2 separate regions of the Mus musculus genome follow, and region 2 is linked to region 1. The links are chromatin loops, found by intact Hi-C in ENCODE. Cell type or tissue: heart. All regions are shown on one strand. Each heading gives the region's core, and the rest is flanking DNA. Links, peaks and the distances in the headings are about the cores only. Region 1 overlaps Phf14 (PHD finger protein 14). Region 2 has its middle 43 kb from the start of Gm35961.

What was found. Hi-C counts contacts between places; a loop is a spot of excess contacts. Peaks named below come from ENCODE experiments on the same cell type or tissue, not always from the same donor. Only the 100,000 strongest peaks of a DNase experiment are listed, where the experiment ranks them.
Region 2: it touches region 1 in a loop (2.2-fold over the local background); 3 of 42 quality-filtered maps call a loop at or near these places.

The regions. Positions count from the first base shown.
Region 1 is chr6:11,998,822-12,015,813 of GRCm38, reverse strand. Phf14 (PHD finger protein 14) reads right to left here. Exons shown (of 18, transcript NM_001168382.2): 15 at 8,953-9,003; 16 at 8,708-8,829. Among named protein-coding and RNA genes, the nearest start is that of Phf14, 81 kb to the right of the region's middle. In heart, for the core only: no CTCF peak of the experiment used is centred there; no DNase peak of the experiment used is centred there.
Region 2 is chr6:12,115,958-12,132,949 of GRCm38, reverse strand. It overlaps the pseudogene Gm32222. Among named protein-coding and RNA genes, the nearest start is that of Gm35961, 43 kb to the left of the region's middle. In heart, for the core only: a CTCF peak has its summit at 7,387 (motif pointing right); no DNase peak of the experiment used is centred there; H3K4me3 peaks cover 511 bases.

The sequences.
Region 1 (16,992 bases), core at 5,859-10,858:
TCAAGATGGTCTGTAAAATGTATAATATCAAAATGAGAAAAACATAGGTTAAGAATATTAAAAATAGTAATCACTAACATACTTTTCTATAAATTATTTAGAATTTCTTATATTTGAGTAACCTTTATATTTCTAAAATTTCTCTTCTCATATTACAAAATTATGGAATATGAGACTTAAAGGTATTTTCAAATCAATTTTGGGAACTAGATAGAAAAGTAATTTTGACTCCTAGAATCTACTTTTTCATAAAAAAAAAAAAAACAACCCAAACCAAAGTCCACAAAACAAAAATGAGAAAAAACAAAAGCCCATCTGTGAAGTCATTCGTAATTGTAGTGCTGGGGAAGTCAGAGAAGTGATTCTTTGTGGTCACTGGCCAGCCACACCTACTTGGCAAACTCCAGGCCAGTAATAGACCCTGTTTCAAAAATAAGGTAGACCGATTTTAAGAAAAGGTGACCAAAGTTGACTTCCATACCCACAGGTAATCAAACACACCAGCAAACATCACAATATACACATATTAAACTAATTATGTAGGGCTCTCTTCAAAATTAAAGAACTGGTTTCCAGAAATAATATCTACATTCCTTAAAGACACAGACTCTCTGCAGACTATCATGATTGAACCTCAAATTAATTGGCTGACTAATTGCAGGAGAATAAACCAGGGTCTTATATGTACAGGGCTGTGCCAATAAACTACAACCCTCATCTCACCTGTAAGCCTGAGATCTGAAAACACACGGGGGATGAGTCCACGGGCATGCCTGTGTGGAATTACTGGGTTAAAGGAGGTGAAACCACCTGCCCATGCTGGGCTGGGATCCTGGACTACAGAAAAGGAAGAAACTAAGCTGAGAACAAGCATTGGTCTCCCTCTGCTTCCTAACCACAGGTGCAGTGTAACCAGCCCCAGGCAAGCTCCTGCCACTATAGCTCCTTTTCTCTGATGAACTATACCCAGGAAATGAGAGGCAAAAATAAGTAAACAAACAAATCATTCCTTTCTCAAACTGCTTTTCTCAGGGTATTTTATCATAGTAATAAGACAAGTGCACATGTAATCTTCAAATTGTAGCCTTTCACATTCTTCCCACACTCTCTCCTAGTTATTAGATGTTTTCAGATAAGTCTCATGTTCTGTTTTTCACTAGTGTGAAAAATATTGCCACTTGACTTAGATAAAGCAGAGGAGGAGCTGGAGAGAAGACAGTCCCTTAGTAAATAAGAAAATGATTATTTGACTTGCACTAGTCAACAACCAATCCGTGTACATCAACAGTACTAACAACACACCTACGACTCAGTTAGAGAATGAACTGAAGAAGGTAAAGTGGGGGTGCGGTGCAGGGGGCAGGTTTAATAGTTTCAAGGCTATATTCTTAAGCAGAAAAGAGAAAATTAAAAGCACAATCTGCTACCTAAATTATCGGTGCAGACACAGGAAGGCATCTTAACAGGCATCAGGATCAGCTATGCCATGTGACTCTGCAGTTATGACTTCTGACTAGGGAAGTCTATTTACATAAGCTCCAGAGAAGACTGGGTTAACAGCATGAGACTTCTCAGGCAAGGACAAGCTGACATTTTATTAACATGAGTACAAAATAGTCTCATTGTCTAAGCTTACTGAATTTAATGGACCGAAATTCATTACTATGCACTGGTATGCTTAAATGACCCACCTCTACTAAAACAGTAATCCTCCAGATCACAGATAATCAAGAGACCAACTTTTGTGAGGGACATTTGATCTACAAAGCTCATTCACAAAATGAAAGTTGCAATGCTTGAATAGCTTTTTTTTTGTACAAAGGAGTGATTAATTATTTGCCGCGCTAAAGTTTAGCTTTGCATTATGTTTCTTTAACCTTGAGCAGTGATGCACTTTTTCTAAGGCAGAAGAACCACAGAATACTATTTTTAAGAGAGGAACAAAATTAATATTACTAAGGATTAAAAGAGTAGAAGTGTGCATAGCACAACTTTACCTAAATGGCAACTTTAATAAATTACGTGCCATTAAATTTGTGTTATATAAGTAAACTAAGTATGTGTGCATGTAATATTTATATATATAAGTACAATGTAATTATACTCATTGACTATGAAAATGTTGATAAGTAATAAGTTATCTAAAATCACCTTCTCAAACTTTAAATATCCCAGAGAAGCTTGGACAAAATTCCCTCTCCATAATTAGTGTTATAATTCTTATTCACTATAAAGTAAAACCAAAAAATAACACAGTGACTTATAAAGTTTAAAAGAATAAAATATTTTAGTAAATATTAATTTTAAGAAATAGCTTGCTTAACAGAATAAGGTTGTAGCATTCAACCTTAAAAAACGAAGGCCAAAAAGTCATCAAAAACAAAACAAAAACATTAAAAAAAAAAAAAAAAAAACCAAAAAGAACATGGGCCATGGAATGAGTCCCACCAACTAGCCTGTACACAAATTTGTTACAAAGCTTTACTTATTTATTTATTTATTTATTTATTTATTTATTTATTTATTTATGGGGGAGGGGGAAGAGTTTCACTATGGGACTAGTAACTCAGACTGGTCTCTAACAATTATTCTCCTAGCCCTGACCCACAAATATTAGGATTAATGGCTTCTGCCACATGTGTGGAATTCACACACAAGTTTTAAGCAGCAGGGAACTAAAACATAGAATATCAAACATTGTGGAATTTGAGTGAGATGGTACAAGCCTGAATTCATTACTTTTTAGTTATACAACTTGGGAAGTAACTTGACTCTGTGACTTTTCTCACCAAAACCATCTCAGTAGTAATAACATTGCCTGCCTTGCTAGGTAGCAAAATAATTTAAGATGAACACATAGAATGAGATGAAAAATTACATGTTTTCTAATTAGTACACGGGGAATGTTTATCATTACCTAATCTGGCATTGCATCATCACATTTATCATTCCAGACAACCTAAATAGCAGGCATTATTGTCCATAAGTTTTAATAGTAAAATTAAACTAAGAAGAGATGAAGGCAAAGTTCACAAATTACAAAGGGTTCAAGCCAACAGTGATTATAAATAGTTTATTACACAAAATTGCCTCCTAAAATGTAGAAAAAACCCTCAGGTTTTACTAAAAGCCAGGTACAGCTACATAGTAAAAGATATAGTTTCAAAAAAAAAATAACAAATTGAAGGGAGTGAAAACTTAAGGGATGAAAATTACAGCTCAACAGAGGTGTTTAAACAGGACACTTGCTTACTCATCAAGGGAACAGGTGATATTTACGGATTTGTTTGTATTACTCATCAAGGGAACAGGTGATATTTACGGATTTGTTTGTATTGTCCTAGAATAATCGGAGACAGAGCAGCTGGAGGACCAGCTTCCATTCGAAGACGCTACTAAACTTAAATTATAAAGCAACAGGAAAGTTGACTATTAAAACTGTGGTTTAAAATTGTTTTAAAAATAAACCACACAATTGTCAGTTTCACCACACAGGAAGTAGAGGCAAAAGAATCACTGTATATTTAAGGCCTGTCTAGTCTACACTTCCAGGCCAGCCTAGACAACCCTGTCTCAAACTCATTCCCACCACATCACCAAAATGTTAAAAATTCAGAACATAAAGTTACTATGCGGTCATAAGTATAAACCTTCATTTAAATATAAGCAATCCCTTATGATTCAGTCTAGATTTGGAATACTGCTTTTTTTTCTTCTGCTTTGATATGAACCCTGTTAAAATTAAAAGGTAGTTTCAGGATATGTATTATAGGAAATAAATACATCAAAGATATGTAGCTATAGCACTTCTGCTTTGCCTTTTATATTCAATCTACCATGAGAATTAGGAACACTAAGTATGTTGTCAAAGTATTAAAATAATTTGTTAAAACACAAAAGAAGGCAATTTAGTGAGACTGTAAACAGCAAAGAAGAAAGATGGGAGGGGCATTTACCTAGTGTGAGCTAGACCTTGCTCAGTCACTAGCACAATGCATACAATAGTCATTCAATAAAAATAGCAATTTTGATATGAGAAGTTTATAAAAAGCCAATAATGAAGAAATTCTATAAACAAAACAGTGTAAGAATTCTATGAAATTTAATTCTATCTTTCCTTAAAAAAAAAAGAATATTTTTAAAGTAACTTAAGTAATCTATTTTTAGTGATATTCAGTAACATGAAAATAATGACCATGTTTATAGGGCCAGGATTATAGCTCAAGAGGTAGTAGAACAGGAAAAAAATATCTTTGAAAATAGTTAACAAAATGACAGTCAAATTTAGGTTCACTATCAGTCCAATCAAATCTCATAGAGAAAAACTCAATTATGATCCAGGAAATTTACAACCCTACACACTGGCTAAAACAAACAAACAAAAAAGTTAATTAAAAATCTAAATACTCAGACTCATTAGAGACTAATACTTGAAATAAAATCTATTATACATGAATTCTTGCTGGTATCCCTAGTAGTTTAATGATGCAATCAAATTTAGTTTAGGAAAAAACATTAGGAAGTCAGACATTTAAAATGTGAAAAAAAAATCAAAATGCTGATAGCATTACTTAGGCATCAAGCTAACCTTATATCCAAAATGGATCAGTATCTATATAAACTCACCATATACTCAGATGAGATTCCAGCATGCAATTAATAGTGTAGAATTAGCGATAAAACTGAAATAGCTTCACAGATTACTTCCTATCTGCATGCTTCTAACAGCTATATACAAAATAAAATAAAAGGCATCAGCTTAAGAAAATTCACAGATAAGAATTTTCTAGACTCTTTCCTGGTGTGTGTCTCACACAGGAGGAAAGGGTGTCACACTGTGTTTACCTGGTTAATATAAACTATGAGGCTTACAGTTCAGTCTTGCTCTCACTTTAATAGCAGAGTAAAAAGCTCATGGAGATGAAAGCACTGCTTATCTCTAAAATTCAACTTTTAAAGAATCAAATACTTTGAAAGAGAAAAATTCTTCCATGTCTACTCTTTTATAGGTATACCAAGTTTCCTTCCTTACCTAATACACATATACACATAAGTGTGCATGCATTCTAATTGTACCAAAAAGCAATTCTCATTTTAAACTTTTAAAACACACCTACTAGATACATGTTCTTATATTCAGTGACCTGATTTGCTCATAGATTAAATTTTATCATAATATTTTTATTAAATAAAAAAGAGCCAATGCTTCTATGGAGTTTATTAAGTGTCTGTGATTCATTTATCAAGTATTTCTGAGGATGTTCGTAGATTAAATTTAATCATAATATTTTTATTAAATAAAAAAGAGCCAATGCTTCTATGGAGTTTATTAAGTGCCTGTGATTCATTTATCAAGTATTTCTGAGGATAATAGGTGGAAAAAAGGAAACGGCATCAGCAAGTGGGCAATCTAAATATAGAACATTATTATCAAAGCAAATATGTTCACAGAGAGATATCACAATTTAACAGGTCTCAAGTAGTCCTTTAGCTTTTTAACTGTGTTTTTTTTAATTAGGTATTGTCTTCATTTACATTTCCAATGCTATCCCAAAAGTCCCCCACATGCTCCCCCACCCACTCCCCTACCCACCCACTCTTACTTCTTGGCCCTGGCGTTTCCCTGTACTGAGGCATATAAAGTTTACAAGACCAATGGACCTCTCTTTCCAATGATGGCTGACTAGGCCATCTTCTGCTACATATGCAGCTAGACATGAGCTCCGGGGGTACTGGTTAGTTCATAATGTTGTTCCACCTATAGGGTTGCAGACCCCTTTAGCTCCTTGGGTACTTTCTCTAGAGGGCAATTTATCAGGTAATGTTTAAGTTTAAAAATAACATTTAAAATGTAAATAAAGAAAATATCTAATAAAAAACATAATAAAAGATGGGAAAATGGAAGTACTGTTTTTAAAAATTCCTCAAGGTTATATTAAAGGCAAATTAAATATTTTTATAACCTTGATAATCCTATTTCTCTCTCATTTGGTGAAATTAATTTAATCATTTCCAAAAATACATAATGGCATTTACTTGAGGCAATGTTTCTCATTGAGATCAGAGGTTCCCTGATAAAGCCATAGCAGCAGGTCAATGGGCCTCAAGATCTTCTTGTCTCTTCCTCTACAGCAAAGGGATTATACTCAAAATCTTACACACACAGCTTCTTTGTGAATACTGGGAATGTAACTTAGTTTCTTTGTGTTAGTATAGTAAGTAACCTGCTGACTTAGCTATCTCCCTGCCCTTAAAATGTATCTTTACAAGAAAAAAAAGTCATATTTAAGAGATCATCATGAAATCATGGGTTTAGTCCCTAAGATTGCAAATTAATTAAGTAAATGAATAAGTATCTGTGACTAATAAATTAGGTATATTAAAATCAGAGATAAAATACTATGCATGCATGATAAAGGTACAAAACAACCATAAAAATATGACTTTGGAGAAAGGACTTTTCAAATAATGGTGCCAATTCCAAAATAAATGAGATGCCAGACAAACCGACAAATATTAAGTATAAAATTAATTTTACTAAGCAAACAAAATTTTATATAAAAAATTTAAATCCAAGAACAGTGGTGTCTAAACTGAACATATTTAAAAAAAAAAAAAAGATAACGTTACAACTAAAAAACACTTGTGGGCCTGGAGAGATGGCTCCGTGGTTAAGAGCACTGACTGCTCTCAGAGAGGGTCAATTCCCAGCCACCACATGGTGGCTCACAACCATCTGTAATGTCATCTGATGCCCTCTTCTGGTGTGTGTGAAGACAGAGACAGTGTACTCATATAAAAAAAATAAATATTAAAACAAAACACTTGTGATATTACCTCATATCCAATTTTAACCTAGCAAATATTAATGGAAACATTCAATTGTGTACATATAAATTCCTTTCAAAGTTTTACAGATGGTTTATGCTCCTCTGTCTTAATAAGGCAAACAGAGAAAGAAGCTAGCTTTCTGTATTATCAATTCTAGAGTAGCAAATATTGTCACCTTCCAAAAACTGACAAAATTCTAGATGCTATTTATTCTAATAATGTTAGTAGGAATAAGTGTTCTAATAGAAAGCCATGAAATAGATAAGAAGGGTAATAATCTCAAAAAAATCTTAACAATTCTAGAAGATGAAACCTATTTTTTGAAAGATAACTGAAATATAATCGTTTGAAAATACCCTAGAAAAAAATAATCTTCTTGAAATAAAAACTGTATTCATTTCTAATATCAAATATATCCAAAAAATAATACAACCCAGTAAAAATCTATATATCCTAACGTAAATGATCCAGAAGATAATGTTCTATAGAGATTCCCATAGTTAAGGGAGGGTCAGCAGCATGAAAACTTGGGTAATTTCAAATTCATCAAGCTCCCCAACCGTATCTCCAGCTCAAGAGAATTTCCTTTCATTGAGTTTTGTTAATTATATGCGGCTATCATTTAAAAAAAAGTCATAGTTTTATGAATACAACTAAGTCATACTTATGCTTCTGATATCACCACTGACAGTCTTCAAAAATCATAATGGGAAGACAACTATTCAGGGGTAATTCTCAAAGTTGAAAGAAATTTAACTTGTGATAGGACTTAATCTATAGAGCAGTTCTTATCCTTTTATTTCTTCACTAGAATTTTTACTTCCTCCTAATCTTCTCAAAAAAACAAACCTATTAACTTTACAACTCAATGCCTTTTATGAAGTAACACAAACAGAAGTTATATTCTTAGTGACTGACATACATGACGCCATTTTAATAGTAAATGTTTTAAATCATACAATACAAATATGTGTTTTATCATTTTTTTATTCCTTTTGAAATGTTTACTTTCTTTGTCCCCAGTTAATTGACTATAGATTTATTAAACATCATTTCTAAAAGAACTCAGAAAAAACTCCCTTCCACACTGTGTGTCACACTGTTCCACACTGTGTGTCAGTGGACCCTGAAAGACTAGACACTCTTTTAAATGAGCACCTTTTGCTTTCCATCCATGCCCGCCTCCCCCGATCACTTTGAGTAGTTTCTTCTTTTAGCCAGAGATACAAAGTCTTTGAAGCTTGAGGAGTAGCCACTGAGCAGCGTCAGCTGAGGTTCCTGGAAGGTATCATGTTTGACTTAAAAAATTTTAAAAGTACGAAACAAAACAAACAAAGAAGGAAACCAAACAAAAAATAAACTCTATCTAGGCCATCTTTTCACCTTTCTTTATTTCATAACAGAGAAGCATTTAACACATTCATTTTGGAAAGCAATGAGGAAGTGCTATGAAAGTTGTTGCCAATCGTACTCTATAATCACCAATGTGAGTAAACTTCAACTTTTATGATATGCGAAGGGTCTTTAGAAACTGTGGTCTAGAGATAAACATAATAATCTCAGTACAAGGTACTCAGAACAAATATTTCGGCAGAATCTCTACATAAAGCATTACCAATTTATTCTCAAGAGAAAATGAATTCTCTTGCTCAAGATCCATACTCACTGTTATTTATATCTCAATTTAGAACATAAGCATGTCTAGCACATTAATAAGTGGAGAAAATGTATTTCCAAAGTAGCATTCTCACTAAATAGCATTTTATAAAGGATTTCTTCTGTAGTTGTTTTTACTTTATCTGTCGTTAAAAAATAAAATGATGGGCATTTGTTTGGCTTTGACCCCCTAAGGACAAGGTCTCCACATTCAATTTACCTGACAAGATTCTCATTATCTCCAGTTCCTTTGCAAGTTGAACACTCAGTTCTTAAGTCCTCAGCCTTGGGCTTCTTCTGTAACACAGACTGCCTCTGCCTCCTTTCCCTAGGAACTCTTTCCTGCCATACAAAAAAATAAGTAAACAAAACAAATCTGAATAGGAAGAATGGAATGGAAATAACTCAAAGCAAGAAAGTTTCCCTAAGTTCAGACTATGAAAAAAGAATTTAACTTATTCAAACCTCATGTTTTTCTTCCTCAGGAACAAAGCTTCGCTTTCGTCCTCTGGTTCTCTGGAAAGAAAACCCATAAAAATTCTTAAGCTTCATCATGATAAATATAAATTTTCTTTGTTATGTTTTAGATCTTATGTTGGAAAACTGGTGTTTGTAATTAATGTTGTATTGTTCCAATGCACATTGCTAAAATTATGTCATTTAATATACTACCTTTTTTATATAAATACACACGTATTTGATAGTAAAGAACTAATATTCCAAGACTTTCTTCAGCATTTCATACTTACATGAAATGATTTACTCAGAGTAATTTTTCTGGTCTTACCACCAATCGCTTCTACAACTAAAACACTGAAACTGGAATCATATCATATCTATTGTTTTCCCACACATGTACCTATGTATGTATGCTTGTGCAATACCAAAAAAAAAAAAAAAAATCCCTAAGTAACCACAAAAAACGGTAGAAGGCAAAGACTTAAATTCTCAAATTATTAAGATTAGCTAAAATAATTTAGTAAAAAAGTTTATATCCTACATTTGGATTGTATTTGTATATCATTTGAAAGAAGGCATCCACATGTTTAAAGGAAATAAGATAATGGTGTTTACAGCCAGTATGGTTAAACTCTCTAGCTCACATAGCACGCTGCTGAAGACTTACAATCCCCATCTGCAGGCCACTGCTCTACAGACTAGATAAGACACAAGCTGCCACTTAGGTTTTATTCTAGTAGCTGAGATAAAGAACAAAACAACAACAACAACAACTACAACAACAACAACAACAAGAAAACATTTATATCAAAATGAGAGTGGTGTCAAATAATCCTCACTAGGACTATTTTCTAATATAAATGAATCAATGTTGTAATTGTCAGTTTTTCAGATTAGCTAGTCCCTTGCTAATTAATACCAAAATGCACAAATGTCATACTCTGTGATTTTTCACTGCTAACCAAAATCCAATTAAAGTCATTCAAGACAAGGAAACTTAAGATTTACAACAACACTAATGCATTTATATTAACATTTTTTCTGACCACAACGGAGGAGTTGGGGAAGGACTGAAGAAGCTGCAGGGACTTGCAACAGCACAGGAAGAACAACAATACCAAGCAGTCCCCCAGAGCTCCCAGGGACTAAACCACCAACCAAGGAGTACACATGGTGGGACCCATGGCTCCAGCCATATATGTAGCAGAGGACGGCCTTATCTGTTGTCAATGGGAGGGGAGGCCCTTGGTCCTATGAAGGCTCGATGTCCCAGTGTAGTGGAATCCTAGGGCAGTGAGGCAGGAGTAGGTAGGTGGGTGGATAAGCTCTCTCATAGAAACAGGCGGAAGGGGAGATGGGATAGAGGGCTTGTGAAGGAAAAACAGAGAAGGGGAATAACATTTGAAATGTATATAAATAAAATAACCAATAAAAAATAATTGTCAAAAAATGTTCTATTGGGAATTATCTGCAGATGGGGAGTATAAGTCACTATGACACACTGTTTATTCCATCCAATGTTTCAGAAATTTTGTTTTGATAAAATAAATATAAATAGTTCATTTACAACTAATACACAATTGCACTACACTGTGCAATACAAACACTCAAGATTTGGCAAAAGTTTAAACTATTTTTTCGCTTTTTTGGTACTCATCGTACCTTAACTTTCATAGATAGGCCATTTCAATAAGGCTTCAGAATGGTAAAGAATATTAAAGGGAAAATACTCAAATTCCCCATTAAAGTTCCACAATCATTTGCATAAAATGCTCCAAGGCTTTTATAACCCTCAATGTGGGGAGGGGGTAGGCAAGTAACTATAATTTATCTAGTTATGAACAATTTTATCAGCCACTTAGATCACTTGCCTCTGTCTGTCATTTTTTACTTAAAAAATATGATAAGCCACATATCAGAAAAATTTGAACGGTCCCAAATATCATGAATTTAATTTTCATTATAGTTGTTTTAATAGGCATTTTCCTAAGCTTACATTAAAAAATATTCATCAATAAACATTTTTCAGATTGTCAACACTGCAATCTTAAAACTGCTATGACTAACTTGTACATGTGTAAATTAGATAGAATATGTCATTACCTCTCAATTAAAGACTACCACTGGAGCGGTAGCAATTTTAACAACAACACATATAAAATGGAGTGATAAGACCCATTAATTTGTATACTGGCTTTAATAAACTTTTCAATATTAATAAAACAAATGCAAACTATGGCTTGCCCCTTGCCTTAATAAATTAATATGTAAGAAGAGAAGGAAACACATTAAATTTGTTAATTCCTTCTCCAAAACAATGACCTAAAAGAAGCAGTGTTCTCTACAAGAAAGAAGGATTCAGTAAAGACTGTGAAAATGTACTGTGACTACTGTATTTACTATGTCAACAAATACATCTTTTAAAAAATCCCAAAATTTATGAGTCATGGGAAATAAAAATTACAGGACTTCAAAGAAAGTAAAACTGATGCATGAGGGAATGCACGACGAGAAAGGGACAGGTCCCCGAAAGCCCTCTGGCACTTGTGTAAAAGATGAAAAGTCACCAGATGCATACAGTATAAAGAAATGAAAAACAAAATCAGGAAGCTTTCAAGCTACATTAAAGTTATTAGAAAGTATACCCAAAAGTAAATATGATTTTTAAAGTAACTTCAAAAGAGACATGAAGACTCTCATTTATTTGCTTCAAATGTAATTTCTAGGCCTAAAAGGAAGAAGATTCTCTCCACACAAAAACAGTGCAGAGAGAATGGCACCATTACGGCTCTCAGCAGCAAGGCCAGGCTGTCTTCACAGGAGCTCTACAGCATCACCCATAAAATATAAGCAGGAACAAGAGACTGGAACCAAGTCTCAACATTTGAGTCTACCAAGCTCGAAACTATAACAGTAACTACTTCTGAGACCAGTGGGGTGAAATATGAAAATAAACACTCATGTTATACAGAGCTTTTAAAGTTACACCTAAAGTTTAACTAACAAGATTCCTCCTAAATCTAAGTCATATTTTAATATCTTTAATATGGTACAAATGATGCATCCCTTTAAAAACTGATATAATAAAACTTGTTAAGCAATTTTTAAAAACAAATAGATTTTGCACCATTTCAGTAAGAGTGAAATCCGCAAGCTCAACATTGATAAGGAAGGAATGTAAAAAACAAAACAAAACCTGTGAACACAGCTACATAGGTGCTACCAGAATCATTAGCTGAGTAACTTAAATTGGTTGAGTATTTGTGTGGTACTACTTTCATATTGACTGAACACAAACCAGGCATTTGGAAAGAAAGAATGTAAAATAGAAAAGAATTGCACCTACCATATATGGATGAGACTGGCCCATTGTCTTTATTGATGATTGGTGTGGGCTGTAGCTCAGCCTGCTACATAAAACAGTCTAATGAAGCCATGAGGAGCAAGCCAGTAAGCAGACCTTCCCCACGGCCTCGCTCTGCATTATCTCTGCATTAGCTCCTGACTGCACGCTGCTACCTTGATTTCCCTCAGTGACTGACTGTGCTATGGAACTGTGAGGTGAGATAAACCCTTTCCTTCCTAACCTGGCCGTGGTCACAGTGTCTTCATCACAGCAATAAACACACATCTAAGACAAGCTGAGAGAAGAAACATGGGTACTGCCTTAGAAATGCAGACAAAATGGGCAGGAACACACTCAAGTCAATTGAATTTAGATTTAATTGTGCTTATTTCATAGACAATTTGGGGGAAAATCAGACTATTTTGTTTGTTTATATACTATTTGTAATTATTTTTAGGGTGCTTGGATTGAATCTGGGGTCTTGAACAAGCTGGGCTAGAGATTGACCAATAAGATATATCCCCATTTAATGGGATTATCAACCCATTTAATTGAGTCTCTGTCCTGTGCACAAAACTCTTCAAGCAACACTGGTGACCATTTGCAAGGCATCAGTGGGACCAAAGAAAAATAGCATGTTCTATTATAAGAGAATTCTGATTATTGTTATTTTCTTTATTATCTGAACATTAATTAAAAAGATCCATTTTACCCTATTGTCCATTAACAGAAATCATTTAAACATAAATATAAAGGAAAAAACCTTGTGTCATAAGTGTTTATTCATTCATTAGATTAGTAAGTATTTAAAAGCACTTCATTTTAATAAAGACAGAAAGAGTCCCTTGAAAATATTTCGTCATCCCTGACATTGTCCTTTCTAGAACTTCATTATTCAGTCATTTTCTCAACTTCATAATGTCATACTAGGTTTGACTCTATTAACTCACATAAAAATAGAGAATACTTGCAACAGTGTTTCACTGATAATTTACAATTACATACTGCAAGTCATCAGTTTAGGAATATAAATAGAGCAGAAGGTATATTCTTTTAGGTTTGAGTAAAATATTCTGTAACTAGCCTTAGGTCCGACTGGGGTATAATATCTGTTACCTTCTCTGTCAAGTTTTTGTCTGGATGACCTATCTATTGATGAGAAAAGGGTATTGAAGACTACTACTATCAGGATGTAAGGGTCTATATGTGATTTAAGCTGTAGTAATGTTTCTTTTACAAACTTGGATACCCTTGTGTTTGAGGCAGAGATGTTAAGAACTGAAATGTCATCTTCATGGATTTTTTTTTTTTTTGATAAGTATGAAATGTTTCTTCCCCAAATCTTTTGATTAGTTTTACTTTGAAGTCTCTTTGGTTAGATATTGAATAGCTATACCAGATTGCTATTCAGGTGTATCTTATTATATTTTGGTATATCTTGCTCCGTGGTAGAGTCTATTTGAATGTTGAGGTGTGTTTTTAGATGCAGCAGAAAGATGGATCCTGTTTCCATACCCATTCAGTTAGTCTGTCTCATTTTATTGGTGAATGGAGACCACTGATATTGAGAAATATCAATGACCAAAGACTGTTGACTCCTGTTCCTGCTATTTTGTAGTACATATTTGTTATGAGTAAAATCACATGAACATTGCAGTAGATGCAGGAAAGGCCTTTGACCAAGTTCAACACTCCTTCATAATAAAAGTCCTGGAGCAATTAGGGATACAAACCTCCACATAATAATGGCAACTTGCAGCAAGCCTATAGACAACATCAAATTAAATGGAGAGAAACTCAAAGCAATTCCACTATAATTGGAAACAAGACAAGCTTTGTCCACTCTGTCCAAATCTATTCAAGAGTGCCTGAAGTCTTAGCTAGATCAGTTAGACAACTAAAGGAGATCAAGGAGATACAAATCGGAAAGAAAGAAGTCAAAGTATCATTATTTTCAGATGATATGTTAGTATATATAAGTGACTGTAAAAGTGATAGCTGGGAACTCCTAAAGCCAATAAACACTTTCAGCAAAGTAGTTTAATACAAGGTTAACTCAAAAAAAAAAAAAAATTCAGTAGCCCTACTATATAAAGAAATAACACCTTTCACAATAGACTCAAATAATATATCTTGGAGTAACTCTAAACAAACAAGTAAAAGACTTGTGACAAAAACTTCAAGTATTTGAAAAAGAAATCAGAGCAATAGTTGCACCAGTTTGGGAGATGTCAAGAGGGAAAAAAGAAAGTCACTGTTAAAGCATGGGATTTGAGGGGTTGATGTACAGACTGTCTGATGTTCTAAATAAACATAAACAAAGTTGGGTATTACATGAGACTTTATAGTCCACCTCATTACTAGCCTTCATTCCCCAAATTCCACTACCTTTAAGCAGTAAGCAGTGGTACACATCGGTAATCCCAGAACTTGAGACTTAAAGCAGGATACTCAAAAAGTTCGATTTCTTGCCTACATAATAAGTTTGAGCGCAGCCTGGGCTATGGGAAACCCTGTCACAGAAGTTAAAAGGGAAGTTCAACAGTGACTATTTGATAATAAAAATCGTATTTACATCTTAAAATAATATTTATATGACTTAAATAGGCAAGATTCTTAAAAATATAACTATCAAATTTATATAGGTAAAAGTCTTTAGAGCAGACATAATGATAGTTACTTTGGGTATAAATTTAGTATCAAAACGTTATAACAAATTTCACTGCACATTCTAAATTAGAAGTACTTTCTCTCAAATACTCATTTAAAGTTAATTAGGATTACAATCTAGAGAAACTCATGTACAAGCAACCTTGAAAATCTTTTCCCTCAAGTTTAAAGGTTAAAAAGAATTGTAAAAATCAACTGGATGAATGTATATCCTCAAAATGTAATGAGTTAATTTGCTGTATTGTGGCTTTCATATCCTTCCACCAGCCAATCTGAGAACAACCACAACAAAAAGCACTGTAAGCAGAAGAGCTGATTGTGTGAGAGCTTTAGGTTTTCAGCTACTCTGACACCGGATTTCATAGTAGTTGAATTAATTTTCATTCCTATCATGTATCTCTCCACTTTGAGGTTAAATATTACCTAATTGAACTGAAATAAATTAGGCTTTCCTTGCCAACTTGTCTAATGAGAGGAATCCCTTTGTAAAGCTTCTATCACTAAAGAGAAGAGGACATCGACAGGCCTAAAATAAACATATTATCCATGACAAGATACCAGAGTTATTTAGTTTTTTATTCACTTATCCTTTCTATTAATTATTATAAAGGAATGAGGAATGAGAAACTTCACTAATTATTACATGGAAAGGGTGATAAAGATCCATCTGGATCTCCAGAAAGGCAAAAGAGCTAAATAACCTTCTAGGTTCACCACTTTGATGTACAATAAAGATGACTTCTAGGCACACAGTAAACCTTCAAGCCACTGCTGTACACATACATGTATATAAAACCACCAGCAATTTACTTAATCACTTAATGTCTTACATAATAAGCACAGCTTGGAAGTATGGGTAAGAATATCATCATCCCAGAAAGCAAGAAAAACAGCAGAATGTCCGGGAATCGGGAAGCCACTGTCTAGGGGACCCCTCCTGTGCTAAGCAAGCACTTACTACTTCCTAGGAGTTTTTCCAAACTTGCTTTTACCCCTATATCTTATCCACTCTCTAGTGCTTTTCAGGCTGAGATATCCACAATCAAGGTATTGGCTTGGTATTTCATGGTAAGATATTAACTGACAATTTCTTTAATGTTCAACAAAGCTCCTTTCAAAAAAAGACAACATTCTTGATATCCACATACCGAGCTACTCCTCCTGTGCCACTGAATGACCCATTTGCTGAACTAGCAGAATGTGGTAGTGATTAAGCTGCTACAAGCATATATGGTCTAAGCATGAAGAAGTATCTAGAATCATTACCAGTACTTCTGCTTGGAAAGTCAGCATAATAGAATAAAAGAACAGGCCCAAGAGCCATGAGATTGAGTTTGAAGCAACCATATAGGTCTTGGGAATTAAACCAAGGTCCTCTGCAAGAGCAGCTAGCACTCCTGACCACTTAGCTAACTCTCCAGTCCCCTTCTTTTCTTCGTTAATATCAGCTTTTTCAAAGTTAACATTGAAACATTCTCTTAACTTTGACAATATTTCACTATGGATAACAGGAACCTCTACCGGCCCAAGTGACATGCCTCATCTGCCATGGCCACACCTCCTTAGCCTTCTCAAACATTCACTGACTAGAAATACAGTACTCAAATGCCCAAGACTTATGAGGAACATCTTATTCATAACTACTACATTCCATTCTTAGACCCACATAGTCTCATGGCTATATCATAAAACAAACAAAAAATGCACTCTGTCCAACTTTGAAAGTCCCCATGGTATTCCTTGAACTGGTTCAGCCTGTGGGGAAGTCAAACAGTCCTCTGAGGGGGAGTGAGGATGATTACAGGAAAGATAGAACATGCAAGACGAAGTTATGGGAGGTCTGCTTGGTTAATACCATACTAGCAGCAAGTGTATTTCTCATAGCTTTCTTATACTATAGTATCATGGGAAGCAAAACCACAAGCTAACAGAAACAATTTTGGTAAAATGTACACAGACATTTGTTCGCATTCCAGAAACGTCTCTGTTCCTTCCACCAAGGTCAATAGAATCGTCAGCCCCGAGCCTTG
Region 2 (16,992 bases), core at 5,480-10,479, 120 kb before region 1:
AAAGGCGACTTACAATTAGACTAGCTGTAATGGGCTGTTGTCTATTTGTAGGAGACAGGTGATGGAGTTGAGAAAGGGTCTCATACTTTAGCCCAGGCTAGCCTGAAGCCCACTATGAATTGCAAATTGGCCTCAGACTCACTTCAATCCTCTTGCCTCAGCCTTCCAAGTGCTAGTATCACAGACATGCATCTCGAAGTGTGATCGAATGATTCCATGCATAGGTGGAGGCTTAGCTTGAGTCAGATATTGATGTGGATAATAAACCATGGCATGAAAGCTCTTAGTAAGCCCTTATTCCCAAACCCATATTTCTGCTGTCATCTAGATGATAGCTTCAAGCTGGAGATATGATACGTGAACTGGGAAAGCTCTGTTCCACGTCTGTCTTCCCCAAGGACCAGCAGACTCCCTAAGATATGCTTTCCTTTTGGCAATGACAGAAGTACCATCCCAAAGATACACTTCAAATATTCACCTGTGTCCAAAGTAAATGACATTCCAAGCCCAACATCAGGAGGGAGGAGAAGTAAAAGGGGGAAGTGAGAATTTACTGAACAACTACACAATCTATTACTGTCTTCCATCTTGATTCTATTTATCCTATTTCTTCCCAGATTCATCCCCCTACAAAAAGTCACAAAAGTCTCATCTAATTATAATCTCATACTGACAATACAACCTCTTGTGATCAACATTAAGTTTGGATGTGGTTTTTACTAATCCAAAGACCTCTACTAAAAGAAAATAAAAGGTATATGACAACATGAACTAAAAGTACAGTTAAGATTGGAACAGTCACTTAAAAGCTTAGGCACTGGTCCCAGATGATGGCACTACTGTGAATCAGATGATAAGAAGAGTACCCTAGGAAGGGTTCACTGGGATCTTGACGCCTTCTCCTCTCTTTGCTTTCTGGTACCTTGAGATGGACATCTTTGCTCTTTGTATGTTTTTTAACCACAGTGTTCTTCCCTTTTTCACTCTCATTGACAATAATTTATTGTTTCAAATATTTTAGAAACTCAAAGACAATATTGAATTGCTGATCTTTCGTTTTCCATCTCCTGAGTACTAAGATTACAGACATGCATCATTATATCTATTTTATGTGGTGCTTAAGATGTAACCCAGAACTTTGTGCATGCTAAAATAGTATGCTCCTATCTGTGTAACATCCACAGCCCTGATAGGTAGTTAAAAAAAAAACATATTTATTAAGCAGGTACTTCTTTCTCTCCGTGGATAAAGCTATTTTAGGAATCGTGATCACAAAGACTGTATTGAAAAGAGATGGACCAAATTAAATCTAAAGTAGCAAAGAGGCAATTTACAAAACAAGAGCCACAGAGACTCAGCAATGGGAGCGGAATTAATGATTGTGTATCAGCAAAGCAGCTAGTCTTGCCGCTGTTCTCTCAACACAGTAAGGGAAACTCAATAAAGATCTTCAAAAAAATATTCATAGGCCAACTCACTGCAACACAGGGAACATTATCAGTGAATAAGAACAACCACCAGTGCTTATACCTGGCACCATGGAGTGAGGAGAACAATTATCAGACAATCAATTAAGAAATCTGAAGGAAACAAATGTTCAAAATAAATGTCGTGCAGTTATCTGAAGCCATACCTTCTCACAGAACCATTAGGGATCAGAAAATTCATTCCACATCATCTGTAGACCTTCACAGATTGATACCAGAACTACTAGTTACGAATTTAAATACAATTGCCTAAATTATGCTTTTGATCCAGTCTTTGCCATTCCTAGCACCCAGGAGTGGCTTTTGATTTCCTCCCAAATAAGATTAAAAGTCTAATCACAGAGACCCCACGCCAACACCGTAAAATTATGAGGTATTCCCTGGATGGAATTTTGATTCTTTCCGTTCCCTGTGGCCTCGTTGAGCCCTGCATTATCTCTGACCTGAATATTGCAAGCACGCTGCTCCGTCAGCTTTAATTCTTATTCCCTAATTTTTCAAAACCTTGTTCCAATGCCACCTACTCCACAAAGCCTGTCCCAATTACTCTGCTCAGAATTACTATTACATTTTCATAGTCCTTTATCCCTCATTTGGGGGCAATAATGGTAATTATTCCCAAATCATGACCAGAGTCTTGATAGGTCTAAATCTGTCTCCTCTTCAGGATAGCAAGTTTCCAGAGGCATCGGAAGAAGAATCCTAATCCTTAAGCATCGTGTCCTGGTTCTAAATTCCCATAACTCAAGGCATCTACCAACTGAACTATGTGTTAAAGGATTCTGATTTTCCAATATGCCAAAGCTCAATTAAACATACTTATCCATCACTTTAACTTAACCTGTTCCTTTCTTTTTCCAAATGATGGTTTTACAATTCATCATATCCAAGCCCTTCATAGTCACCTTTCTAAATACTTTGAAGACAAACTTATGCTCATACAGCTGAACTCTTGTTAGCAATAGCAGCCACAGGGGCTCTAAAGCATACACTAAGTGGTTATGAAAATGGGAGTGATGGACATGCCCACACATAAGCAGGTAGATCCTTTGAGCTTGGTTAAGGATAGGTGATTCATGTACCAGAGAAGAAAATAAAATAAATTAAAGAAAAGACACTTCTGGGGATTTGTTTGGTTACTACATGGAAACATAGGCCTATTTTGATAAAGCCAAAGATGAAGACTGTGGTTTTAGAAATTGCTGCTCTTCACAACTGTGAAGAAACAGGTTTTCTGAGGTAACTTCCTGTTGAACAGTAAAACCATGCCAGGAAGCTTGGTTAAGTAGAGAAGGTTGAGACCTGGTGACTCAATGGGCACACACCTGAGCCTGTGGAGACTCCTCACTCCCTACCATATTCCTGGCCTGGAACACTTGTCACACTCCTCCCATAATGAAACGTGACCTGTTGCCAAGTAGGCCCAGAACAGAGTTTTTTATGCTAATGAGATACCTAGAGGCCCAATAAGGGTTTATCCAATAAGCTTCACTTCCCAGACATTCCTCCAAAAGGTATTTAATCTCAGGTATACATATGCATTCATTTTCCACCATGAACAGTCAATAAACAGTTTAGAACCTTGGACTGTCTCTTTCATCAAGATCCCCAGTGAAGGGCAAAGGAGAAGACATTCACCTACAGAGCCTCAGCTTAATTCTCCTATTGAAGGCCTCTCTGCACTACCAGCCTGCCTCTGACAAAAAAAGAATAATCACAGCTAGGACAAGCCAGAGCTCTCTCTTCCCCTGGCCCTGGGCTAGATGCTGTCCTCAGACCTCAGGCCCCAAGAGTCTAAGAACCCCAGGGCCTCAGCCTTGTCACAGGCCAGAGCACCTCTGAACCATCTCCAGCTTTCCCACATCTCAGACAGTGCTTTCCCACCTCAGGCACTTCCCTATAGCCCAGCCCTCCCCTGCAGCACCATGGCATTAGTGCAGACAAACTCCCCACCTTCCTCCTCCCCAGGAGTCTGTGCCCAGAGGTGGGGTGGACACAGACCCATTACCTCCTCAAGGAAACTAATAGCCAAGTCTCCAGGTCATCGCAGCATATATAAGAGCAGGCTTCCAAAGATGCAAGCAGCTATTAGCACTGACCAGTCTTAACAGAAGAGATGATATAAGGAAGAATGGGATGGACAAACTATAGAGAGGTTTTGGGGTTTTGGCTTTTGTTTTTTTTGTTTGTTTGTTTGTTTTGTTATTAGCAATTTTCTCATCGTAGTGAAAAGTCATACTGAAGCACATTGTCTTCAAAATTTTAGAGGTTGTTTAGCTTTGTGGTGTGGTAGTTGTCCCCATTTGTGCTTTAAAATGTGTAGCAAATCTCCCTTTGGAATGCTGATCTCTATCCAGCCATAAATATTGGTATGGAGATGGTTTCAGATAATTTTTTTTTACATTAAAAAATGGCATTGTTTTATTTTCGCCAGCAGGAGTGGGCTGCATGTTGTGGTAGGTGTGCTGGACTCAGTGCAGGTATGGATGGGGTCAGGGGAAGTGATGACTTGGTGGCTGGAAGGGAACTGAAAGGATTAGATAGACTTCTGGGAAGTTCGGAGGAAGGACTCATGGCACACTATAGCTACACCACTAATAGGGCTGAGAAAGTCTTGGAAGTCTAGCTGCCCATCGCTGTTGAGGTCTAGCTTCTTCATCCTGTGGTCAAGAACACTGGGGTCATCTTGGTTCTTCGTGTAGGCGGCCAGCTCCGTGTTCATGAAGGAAATGAATTCAGCCTTGGAGAGTTTAGAGCTGTTTCCATCCTTCCCTCTGTACTTTTGGAAAACAGCAATCAGGGAGTCAGTCGATGCATCTCTCAGTCTCTGTAGGCATTTTTGCCAAGCTGAGGAGTGAAGTCCGGCTGCGACCGTGGATGACGGTGGCTGGGACAGGAGAGGTTTCAGATTCTTATTCGACTATGTTCTCCAAACATAATTCAGCTGAGGGTCTGCTTCTTTGTAGGACTTAAGAGTTTGAATAAATCAGTCCTGTGAGATGTCTCATTGGGTGAAGGTACTTGGTAGGAAGGCTAAGAGCCTGAGTTCATTCTCCAAGACCCACACAGTAGAAGAGAACCAATCCCTCCAAAAGTTTCTCTGACCACTACACATATATCGTGGTAGAAATACACACACACACACACACACACTTGAGTTAAAAAAAATACATAAAAATTTTTAAAAAGTAGAATAAATTATTGTCAAATTCATATTGTTGGCAATTGTCCCCAGAGGACAGCTTTCTAGAAGATCACAGACTGGCGGTGGTCCAATTATCCCACTGGACTTGTCCAAGAATCTGTTTCTACTCTTGTGCCCTCTCCTTGCCTCATGACAAGAAGCCATGAATAGATTCTCATCTGAGCATAGCTTGTCAACATATTCTCTTCTGCTTTTGGAGATGATGTGCACCAATGTTATAATGTGCATGTCACAGGGGCTGGTGATTTAGATGGGATTTCTTTAGTTCATTGGCATTCACAGAGGAGTAGCATTCACAAACACTGACTGCACAATGGATCATGTCTGCTAAGAGAAGAAACTGTTCTATTCCTGCCATTTATTGGCACAAAGGAATATCCTTCTAAGGCATCATGGATGTACATACAATGATACAAGTGGCAGCTATTAGCAAAGATAGAATTTACTTCCTTACCCTTCATTTGCTCATATGCCCTTTCTATTACTCTCCCAAACATGTTAAGGGTTGTTCTAATAATAAGTGACCTTTAGAAATTGTCTCATTTCAGAGTTTTCACCCATAGTTGTTCAAACATATATTTTCTACTTCTATCCCAAGTCTCGTACAACTCACTCTCTTCTCGATCAAGTTATATAACATGATGAGGTGTTGGGATGACATCTCTAATGTGACCCAGTACCGAAGTTAACTGAAAATGGGCAAAAACAGAAGTTTTCCCAAGATATAACACTGTATTCCGTTACAGCTGCCTTCCTCTTGTCATCTACATCTGTGAGAGTGGCTAACCCCAGTGACAGACAAGAAGGAAATGTGAGATTTAACTGATCTGTTCTTGAATAACTGGTCTTACATAACAAAATTGCAGCAAGCTGTCAGTTCTTAGGTCCCCAGACTCTAGACCTACACTCTCTCAAGCTGCCTTTCCAGCTGACCTCTGACCTCCATCAGAGAATGAATTGATAGCCTGCTGTCTGACTTGGTGTTTTCCAAAAGACCCCACAAATTCTTGCCTCAAATCCATGTCTGTTCATAACTTGTCTCTGTGGAACCTGCATGTCTAGTAGGAAGTACAGTGGGCATTTCCACAAACTGACAAAGGGCTAAGGTATTGTTGTTCCTGCCCCCAGGCTTAGGACACTATATAGGAGCATTGCCATGAATTTGAGGCTAGCCTGGGTTACATAGAAAGTGCCTGCTGGGTTAGTGAGAGCTAGGGTAGGAAAGGGGAAACAAAGTGAAAAGTGACCTTGGTAGCAAGTCTTTAGCATAGAAATCATTCTAGCCAACTGAGCAGGGCACCAGGCTGTAGCCGCCTGCAGCCACATGAAACTGGGTTCCCCTGATCAGACAGCGAGAAAAGAACGTGGCCAAGACAAACCTTGCTGTTCAAAGACCCTGAGGTTTACTGAGAGTCCTTGCTTATAAAGAAGGTAGGCCCATCCCCCGCCAGCCCATTCTTGGTGCCTGGAGCCAGCCCGTAGGCGATCTACAGGGTGTGTCTCTGGAACATCTCAAGGACCTTTCAGCGGGAAGCAGAGTCTTGGAGAAGAGCAAATAGAGCCATCAAGGTCAGAAGGCTCTACCCTAAGTAATCTCCTTCTTAGTGGCAGCAAGATCAAAGTCTGGACCAGCCTGCTTCAAGGCTGAGGGAGGCTACCCCAGGCTTCTGCAGCACAGCTTCCTGGGAGGCTGGGGCAGATAAATGCTGGGTTGGAATCTGGGCTTCAAACGTAGAAGGCCACTATCTTTTAAAAACCAATCAATCAATTAAACAAACAAACAAAAACTACTGGCAACATTTGTTTGTCATGTAAATGTGCCTGCGCCTCCAAGTCTAAAGCCCATGAAGTCTCTCATCCCTGAGCACCATCTCCTCATACTCAATATTCCCTTCCCTAAAACAGCACTGACCCTACCTCCGTCTATGTACCACGAGGAAGTGGTCTTCAACTTCATCCCACCCTGTGAACAAACAATTATTTGATTTTAAAAACAGCCTAATTATCTCTCAAAAGTTATATATATATATATTTGATTTTCCCATAAACCTGATAATATAAGTGTCCCTTGTTCGGCTAGTCCACTTCTTTACTGAGATATCTTCTTTCTCAGATCACATACAGTGCATTTGTGAGAATAAACCTTGCGAGAACACAAGGTTTTATCTACAAGATGTTTGCAAGGAAAAAAAGAAAAGAGGAGAGGAGAGGAGAGGAGAGGAGAGGAGAGGAGAGGAGAGGAGAGGAGAGGAGAGGAGAGGAGAGGAGAGGAGAGGAGAAGAGAAGAAAAGAAAAGAAAAAGCAAAGAGGAGTTAAAAAAAAAAAAGACAAGACAAAACAAGATCAGTAGTTTGGATTTTTGAGCACATTTTGCCCCCTGGCTGAACACAGTCATCTAAACAAGCTTGAGGGTGAAGCTCAAGCCCAAAGCACCATCATCTCCCTGAATATCATTTGTCTGTAGAGGCCATGTTTTATACACGTCAGGTTCGAAACATAAATGGAATTTTCATTTGAGTCTGACTTTGTAGCAGTAAAGACAAAGGGGAAGAGACACTGCACTCACAGGAAACGACTACAAGTTGAGAAACAAGGGCGTACTCTATCTCTGGCCGGCAGCAGGAAAGACATTAAATGTGTCCTATAATCCTTTCCTCACCACGGAACCGAAGCACTGCAAAGCCGGTCTCAATCCAGCAGATGGCGAGAGACTAATTCTAGTCTACAGCCCTCTGGAAACTGCAGAGCTCTCATTCTGAAGACACTGGGCTATCAAACAAAATTGACACAGAACATTTGTGCTCTTTATTTTATAATTTTATTTTGTTTTATTGGACTAGGACTACCTATTGCCTTCCCTCCGCTCGCCTCTTACTGTGCGATGAAAGAGAACCTGAATGGGATGCATTAAAGCAGACAGCCTGCTTTTGTTAATTCATGTGTTTGAATACTGAAACCCAGCTGGTGGTACTCTACTGGGAGGTTTCAGAGTCTCTGAGAGGTGGGGCTAGCTGGAGGAGTGGCTTGAGGTTTATAGTGGTCCCTGTCTTCCTGTCCTGCCCAGCTTCGTTTCCTGTAGAGATGTAACACCCCACCATGTTTCCGCAGCCACAGCCCTGTGCGGCTCACAGTCTCAAATACTTCCCCACCACGGTGGACCATACCTTCAAACTGTAAGTCAGACCGAGTCCATCCTCACTTTAGATGCTTCCTGTCCTGTTCCTGATTTAAACAATGAGAAAAGCAACTGATACACATTCAAAGAAGAGCAAATGGAGAATCACATGTGCATATTCTGTTCTGCGTACCTACTGTATCTATTTGCTTTGTAAATTAATATTTTATTAACTATTTGTGAATTTCATGATGCATTTTTATTATGTATTCTTCCTCCTCGGTTTATTTATTCATAATTTTTATTTTTCACGTGTATGAGCATTTTGCTTTTATCTATGTTTATGCACCACATACCCTCCTGATGCCCACAAAGGACAGAAGAAAACATTGGAGCTCATGAAATAGAGTCACGGATTGTTGTGAGTCACTATGTGTGTACTGGGAACCAAGTCTGGGTTTTCTGCAAGAGCAGCCAGTGCTCTTAACCACTGAGCCATCTTTCCACCCCAAGCCATTTTCTTTTTGATGCATCATTAACATGGGCAGGCCTATTGTTCTCCATATGAATTATTTAAGCTAAGGTAAGATTGGATTGAAGTATAGACTATAGCAAGAGAAGGAGGGCTCTCCTGGCATCAAAAGCTCCTGTGTGTTCACTGAGAGCTGCTAATATTTGCCTCAATATTCCCTAATACATTTTCTAGGTGATCTGAATCCATTGTTTCTTGTTCAGTATTCAAAGACATTTTTCCTCAATTAGCTAATTAAAAAAATATTCAAGAGGGCACAGATATGTTTATGATGGTGTTAAATGCAGAAACAAAAGGCCTCTCAGAAAGGAAAATGGGAGGTATTTATTAAATGAATTCACAAGATTCTTCAGGGCTTCACTTTATTCTAAGAACAAAGTGTCATTACATTCTGAGTTTACAACACCGTATAAACCATCTTGGTAAACACTGAGGATGGGGTCTATATGGTAGATATCTTCAGCTTCATTAACACATCAGAGTGTTTCCCAGTCCAGAATGTCAGTGTGTGCTCCTGGTTACTGGAACCTGTTCCTTTTTGCTGTGCTACAATTATAAGCTCCATCATAACTCCTTAGTCATGTATTTATTTTCCTGGATAGATTGCAAACTCTATGAAAACATATTCTTCCATCATCATATCTCCAGTATCTAGCATAGCCTGAGTTGAAGATCGTGCCCTAAAATACCAGTGAAGCAGGAATATGACCCATTTTATAAAGTGGTCTTCAATCAACAAAAGCTCACAATAGCAGTTATGTAGAGGCCTCATTAACAGAGGCGTGGTCTCAGAATATGGTGGCTTCTCAACTCCCATATTTTCCAAGAACTGAACATCTATTTCCCACATGTTCTAGATCTCCTGGTTTTTCATACTATGAGTGATGTCTTAGATACAAAGGAGAGCAAGAAGCACCCCAAGTCTTACTTCTTAAGAATAGAAGTGACTTAAATACAGTTAAGTTTCTCACACTAGCATTGTAATAGCTTCTTGCCCAAACAACCAGGAAGGGCAGTTGAAGTTAAGTGATTTGTTCCCTGTGGTTGATGGTTGTCAATAAGTACTGTGCCTAGCATCTCTAGGTATTTTATGACTGTTCCACATAGCCACACCACTTACTTTTTACTTCAATACTTCAATTCCTTTTTATTTTTGCACATGTATGTGTATATATACATACATATGTGTTTTTGTGTGTGTGCGCGCATATCTGTGTAGAGGCCTGAAGTTGATATCAAGAATCTTTGCTTATCATTTTCCTCTTTCATTCGTTGAGATAGAGTCTCTTGCTGAACCCAAGCTCATACATTCCTGCTGTAGTAGCTTGACACTTACTCCAGGATTCCTGTGGCTACTTCCCACGTGCTGGCAGCCGTCCCATCCACAGAGCGCTCACATGAGTACTGGGGATTTGAACTCTGTTGTTCACATTTGCAGGCGCTTTACCCACTGAGCCAGCTCCCAAGCTTTCCTGCCCCCCATTTCTTGGCACATTTACCAATTGCAGAAGTCATACATAGACCATAACTAGAAGGAAGGGAGATGTTATACTTTGTAAGGGTAATAGAGGGTAGCAAAGATGTTCTTGAATATGGCCAGCCACTTAGCACATCATCAGTCTGTGTTAGGAGATTCCTGATGGCTATACTCCCACTGGCCCTTTGCCTTGCATGTGTTTAACTTTTACATGAATGAAACTGTTGTTGATGTATTGTTCCTTCTTACAAAAGTATCAAGCTCCTCCCTCTACAGCTCCATGTTTTTATTCCATGCCAAAAATGTTCCAAGTACACACACACACATACACACACACACAGATTCCACACAATACAAATTGTTCTAAAGCTTGCCTTTTCCAATTTATTTTTTTTCATTGACTAACAGTTTGCTGTAAAGTCTAATTTAAACAAATTTCATTTAGGCTGTTTCGAAGTTTTACTTCCAGTTGGATAACTCCGTCTCCGTCTCTCTTTGCTCATTTATACAAGTATATGAGAAGAGGAAAATTCCCTAGTGTAAAACCACACAATCAAAGAGGAGTGTACAAATTAAATTATACAGTTTTTAAACTCTCCTCAAAACGTGGTACTGATGTTACCAACCATAGTATATGTGAACACCTTCCTGTTCATCTCCAACAAGCGTCCTCCTAAGGTATATGTTATTGACAAAAAAGAAAAAAGAAAGAAAAGAAATGTCAGAAATATTTTATTATTATCTCATATTATTAAAAATCATAAATACTGATATAAATTTTGTAAAAATTAGGAGTATGTATATGACTACTTGGGTTATTTTTATTCTGCCCCCCCCCCCCGCAGTGTTCACCGAATACTCTATGGACACAGAAGGATGAGGTGATAAGCAATCTGAGTCTGAGTTCAATTTCTCTTTGTCTCTATGTCTTCTGCTTACTGAGATAAAGAAGGCAGGTTATTGGCTTCAACGGGGCTGGGGTGGCGGGTGGGGGAGAACTTATTACCCACAATCCCTCACAGCTCAGCTCAGTGATGCACCAGCGACAGTACAATAAATCTGTTTCTTCATGAGAGGCCCACGCAGCCCAGGTTGGGAAGGTAGCTCTCAGCAGCCTGCAGCATCATACATCACCCGCAGGTGCTGCTGGCCGGGCTCTTCAGAGTGACAATCTGACCTGTCTGATTTGTCTTCTTTTTGTCACAGACTCCTCCAGACATCACTGTCTCGTTGAATGTAGCTGATCTCTGGCCATATTTTCCCTCTTCCTGCCACCTTCCATTACTTGTACTGAGATAAATCTTCTCCTCTTTGGCAGTAGGGTTGAATATACAGCCTCTCCCCCTAGTTCTGATCAATACCTTCTTGAGATAAGCCAGCCAGAAAAAGGGTAGACAAGAGCGATAGGACTGGCTCGCAGCATGATTACCTATCATATGTAAGGAAAGGGCTTCTCGCCTCCATGGTGTAACCCACCAAAATACTCCATATCTAGTAGGATGTGAAGGCAAGTTAGGACTGTCATGCATGATACACACAAGCAAGAGAGCTTTTCCAGTAAAGAACTAGAGCATGGACCTAGAGCATGGACCCACAGGGCTCAGTCAGGCACACTCTTGCTTATATTATCATTATGGGCCTTACCCTTATGTAGAAACACATAAGGTCCACGAGATCCATGAGAATGGTAATTTCGATGGTACTGACTGCAACTACTTCAAACTTCAGCAGTTCCCTAAAAACTTAATTCTTATGTCTTTAGAGAGTATCTCTGGGGATTGTCCTAAAATGCTCACATTTGGAATTGTTACTTGTATATAGAGTTAGCTTGTGGCAGCTACTGCTCCGCTCTGATTTAGTCTACGTACATCCTTTGAATATGCTACCTGCATGGACTTGAGGATGCTGCCCTGCTGGCCCCGGCTGTTAGAGCTTGAATGCTACAGACATGGGACCAGTTTCATCATCTTCCCTATTTCTAAAGAACTGGTAACTCAGTTAAGATTTCTATTGCTGTGAAGGAACACCATGACCAAGGCAACTCTTATGAAGGAAAATATTTAATTAGGAATGGCTTATAGTTTCAGAGGCTCAGTTCATTATAGTAATGGTAGGAAGCATGACAGCCTGCAGGCAGATATGGTGCTGGAGGAGTCTAGAGTTCTACATCTTGATCCAAAGGCAGCAAAAATTATCTCCTGTTTTCTACACTGCTCGGAGCTTGAGTACTAGGAGACTGGTAACACTCTTCCTCCAACAAAGCCACACCTACTCCAACAAGGCCATATCTTCTAATAGTGCCACTTCTGTGGGCCAAGCATTCACACATGAGTCTATGGATTCCATACTTATTCAAAGCACCACAACTGGTAATGGGAGGGACACGGACATGCTCTTTCCAATAGTCCCATCAGTACCTGGTTCAGTCACTCTGTACAGGACCAGGTTGACACTAGACTGCACCACCAGGTACAGCAATCTCTACATGGACCCCTCCTGTTTTCTGTTTTGTAGAAGTCTACTTCTACCCAAGTTAATCAGCACTCTGAAGGAGAAGCTTATGGGCTATCACTCCTACTGCCTTATCAGACTCCCAAATTATTTTTATTTTACACATTTAATATTCAATACAATTACAAAACCCCATAAGAACACACACATACACACACACATACACCTGTACAATTAAAGACTACATTAACTAAACCATAGCCACCTTCTGGAATAACAAAATGAGTGTTACTGTTTTTTAATCAGTTTTATATATTCCAGATCTGCAGCATGAACACATTTGAGCATGCTGCATCCCTGTGTTTTCTATGTAAAATCAAGATGAAAGACAGTACCTATTTTGGGGAAGATGACCTCCATTATTGAACCTTTCTTCTTCAGCCATCTTTGGCTGTATCCATTCATAGCCACTCTCCAACCACACTGAATGACTTTCAGTTCTCCTAAGACTTTCCTTTTCCGAGCTGATAGCAGTTGATGTCAATGGCATGCCATTAAAAGTTGCAATCTTTTTGTCTCAGAATTCTGCACTACTACATTTGTATAAATGCTTTTTCCCTTTCCCTCCTCCTTCAACACCTTAAAAAGACCAACCACTTCTTTGTCAAATCCTTCCTCCCATCTTTAGTAAATTGGACATTTCCTGCATCACCTAACCCCACACTCCACAGAGGTACAAAGTACCCTAGCACCACAATCATTTGCTTTACAAAATCTGCTAACTTGAAAGGCAACATTTTTTTTTCTGTTACTTTCCTCAATCGATAGTAGTCAATGAACTAATGTCTTGAAAATAAAATAGAGGTGTTAGTTAGTACATACTTCTAAAGGCATACTACACATAAAGAGCTATAATAGACCCGTTTTGCTTACTTTTCATGTTAACTATGATAAAACTACCCTGCTGAAAGCAATTCAAGGGAAAATGGTTTCATTATAGCTCACAGTTCAAACGTACAGTCCATCATGGTGGGGAAGTTCTGGCAGCAGAACTTGCCTGGACCTTAAGGAACCAGGCATGTTGTATCTGCATTCGGGAAGGAAAAGAATGATGGAGACTTACACTGAACCGGCTCCTTCTTTCGGATGCAGTCCAGGACCCAAGCCTAAAGAACTGTGTCACCTTCCGTAGAATGGATCATCCCTCCTAAACTACCTAATCAATACGACCGAATGTCCAGGGGCCAAAGCGCTCACACACAAACCTAGATACTCTAGATCCTGCCAAGCCCAATCAAATACATTCCCAAATACATTCAACTGTATTCAGCATTGCATAACTTTTAAACTAGGGAAATTTTTCAGTCAAATCTATCACACTGGTTGTTACTCCTAACCGTCCCAGGATAGCCTAAGATCCTGCCTCTTACTGTAAATGGACAGAAAGATTTTGAGTCTTCCAGCCAAGATACTGCATAAACTTATCCTACATAACACTAGACTAGACTAGGAATTTGGTGTTTAAATACTCCAAATTCCTATCTCCCAGATGGACAATTCCAGGGGCAGGCAGAGTTGCCCTCTGTGACTTACAGTGGTAACTTTAGAAAACTACCTTGCCCTCTTAGCACTCCTATGGTCCTGTCTGTCTTCCTATTTCCTTCCTCGAATCTACTTTGTAGGCGCTCCTTTCAAAAGCTGCTTGCAACCAAGTTTTTATGCTGTGTTCTCCTTTCAGGAGAACCCAAAATAACTTCTAGATATTTTCCTGAACAACTGCCAACTCTTGCCAAGTCAATCCATAAAGTATATGCCAGATCACAAAGAAAGGGACACATTTCTTTAAGGTCAATAAATGACATTTTTTAGAAGATTATAGAAAAGTCAATATTATCTGGTATTTGTTGAGATGTGAGTATTCTAAAATGCAACCGTATTTGTTTCTAGCTAAAGAAGCATTTCAAACCCACACACTACAATGCAGCCCCACTTTTGAAATAGTTGAGATAGCTTTTATTCTATTAATTGTATTTGACAGTATTTTTCTAATACTCAGCAACACACACACTGCCTCTGTATTCAAATGGGAGTTTTTAAAAGCCAAAACCGTGTCCAGCTTTCAGCATATTGTTTTGATATTCCAGGGATGTTTGTACACAGTTCAGTGATGAATGAGTCTCGGAACCCAGAGAAATTGTAAACGGACCGGAGGAAGCCCCATAATGCATTGTGGCTGGATAAGAATCCACAAGTCATGACCTGGCTCTTGTGCCGACAGGCTCCCATGAATATCAGAGTCCAATTCTATTTGAGTTATACTCACTCTTCCCTGTAAACTCATTTGCATGCATCTATTAACGCACTCAGAGAACAAAGACCCATTCCTTAGCCCAGATGGAGGAAGAGCCTTGCTTTAACCGGCATTCATAATTTATGATTGTGGGGATTAGGAGCCAGCCTTCCTGCTTACTAACTGCACCTGATGTGACTGGACAGGAAACTTCCGCCACAATACACATATTCTCTGTAAGCTGGTTATCCTCCTATACACTTAATCTTTTCCCCACCAATCCCCCAAAAGAGAATAAATATTTGTAGATTAAAAGAGAACTGCCTTCTCATCCTTTACAGCTGCTGTTGTGCAGGCTGTTAAGCTCGCAGTGTTTAATTAATGGATAGATACCATTAGAGAGACAGCTGGACCTGCATCCAAATGAGCTTGGATTCAAGGTGCCACAAGATAAAGATCTGAAAGTGGAGAAGCTGGGCTGCGATTGGGTTCATTTATAAAAGAGGCTGTTAAAGGTCAACTGTGTTTTCTTGTGTGAGAGATAAAGAGATGCTATTAAAAACAATTGGAAAGTAATTCATAAGGGACCAGGAAGTCACTCATGGTAAATTAATTTGTCTCTCTGATAGCATGGCACTCATGATGGCAAAGTAAATTTGCCTAAAATCAAGCTCTCTCAAAAACAGCCATTGATCATGTCTCTCCTTTTAAAAAGCCACTGGAGTAAGCTCCCGTGTGCCAGGTCTGCTGGAGCTGTCTGATCCCAGCACACTCCTAGCTCTTTACAACCACTTTTCAGGCTGAGAATTAACCAATTATTTCAGAGGACCATAAGTGCAGTGGCATTTCTCTGGCCATGCTGAGCTGCCTCGCCTGCTGATGCTTCCTGTCACCTCTGATGAACTAATCGCTAAGCACCCGAACATCTCATCCTGCACACAGTTTTGCTTTCCTGACATTCAACAACACCCTGGCATGTTCCACCCCACTGCTCCCTCATTTGAAACCTCCCTCTGCCCTGTCCCCCTTCCAGTATTCCACAGGTTCAAACATGTACATACCAAGACAAACGTGTTTTAATTTATCCAGAAAATGTATCTACAATTACAACTGGCAGTTTCTTTAACTCCCTGGAACATGATACGTTTTCTTTGCATCACCTCCCCTGGGTAAATTCCTCCATTCATGCACCATGAATTCCCTTTCTCCTCCCTAGTGTCTGGACGCTAGCATGAGACGTGACAAAGGGCAGTGCTTTTCATGCTCAGTAAGGACAGACCATTATGACACATCTTCCTCTTCCTCTAGGCAAGGAGGAGGCTGTCGGTGGTTTGCAGCCAGTCATGAATACGAAAATGGGAAAAAGCATTATATCAGCCTGTGATCTTTGCTGACTTAAACCGGGGGTGGCTGTGTTCTCTCTGCTAAAAACTGTTACTCTTTTTCCTTTGAGTTGAAAACTATTTGGGATCGCCCTCCTCTGCCTCTGCCTCTGCCTCTGCCTCTGCCTCTGCCTCTGCCTCTGCCTCTGCCTCTGCCTCTCTCTCTCTGTTTCTCTCTGTCTCTGTTTCTCTCTGTCTCTGTTTCTCTCTGTGTGTGTGTGTGAGAGAGAGTGTGTGTGTGTGTGTATGTGTGTGTATTCTCCCTCCCTCTCTTCCTTCCTTCCTTCCTTCCTCCTTCCCTCTCCTTTCCCTTTTGCCTCCCTCCCTTCCTTTCTTTCTTAAGAATATAATGGGGAAATGAGCAATTCCCTGCAAATCTAATCTTGAAAACCCTGCCTTTCCTGGCATTCTCTAATGACAGCACAAGGCAGCTCACTCTTCACTGCATCAGTGAAGAGAATCAGTCAGAAAAGACAAAGGGATTAGAGGCAGTTAATGTCCCCATTTTTCATTGCATGTCATTTGCAGGTTTTGAAAGTATGCACTAGAAGGGATTTCCCAATCAAATATCACTGTTTTCTTCTGAGCCTCTTCCCTTTGGAAAACCAGAGGTGGGGGCTTGTTTAGCATTATGCAAACCAAGGCTGATGCATTTGGTTTGTGTTTAGCGGTATTAGCAACTATTCCTGCTTGACACATATCAGGTACCATACTATTTTTTACACATATTATATAAATTATCATGTATTACATTCCTTATGATTTATTATTTTTACTCTACAAAGAATTCAAATAAAGCTCTCCCTAAACAAAATAGCTGGTAAGCAGATGAAATTGCAATCCTTGATCTGTGCTCCGTATCCAAAATCATCTCTTGTGTTTTTTTTTTTTTTTTTTTTTAAATCTGGTGAAACTGTGGTGATAGAAATAACTAAAACGAGTAAAGTGAATTCTTCTTGTCTCTATGCCCAACCTGCTTCCTATCTTCATCTGGAATCCATTTTCACATCTCCTGGGAAAAGCTCCCTACACCACATCCATCTTGCTAATCTT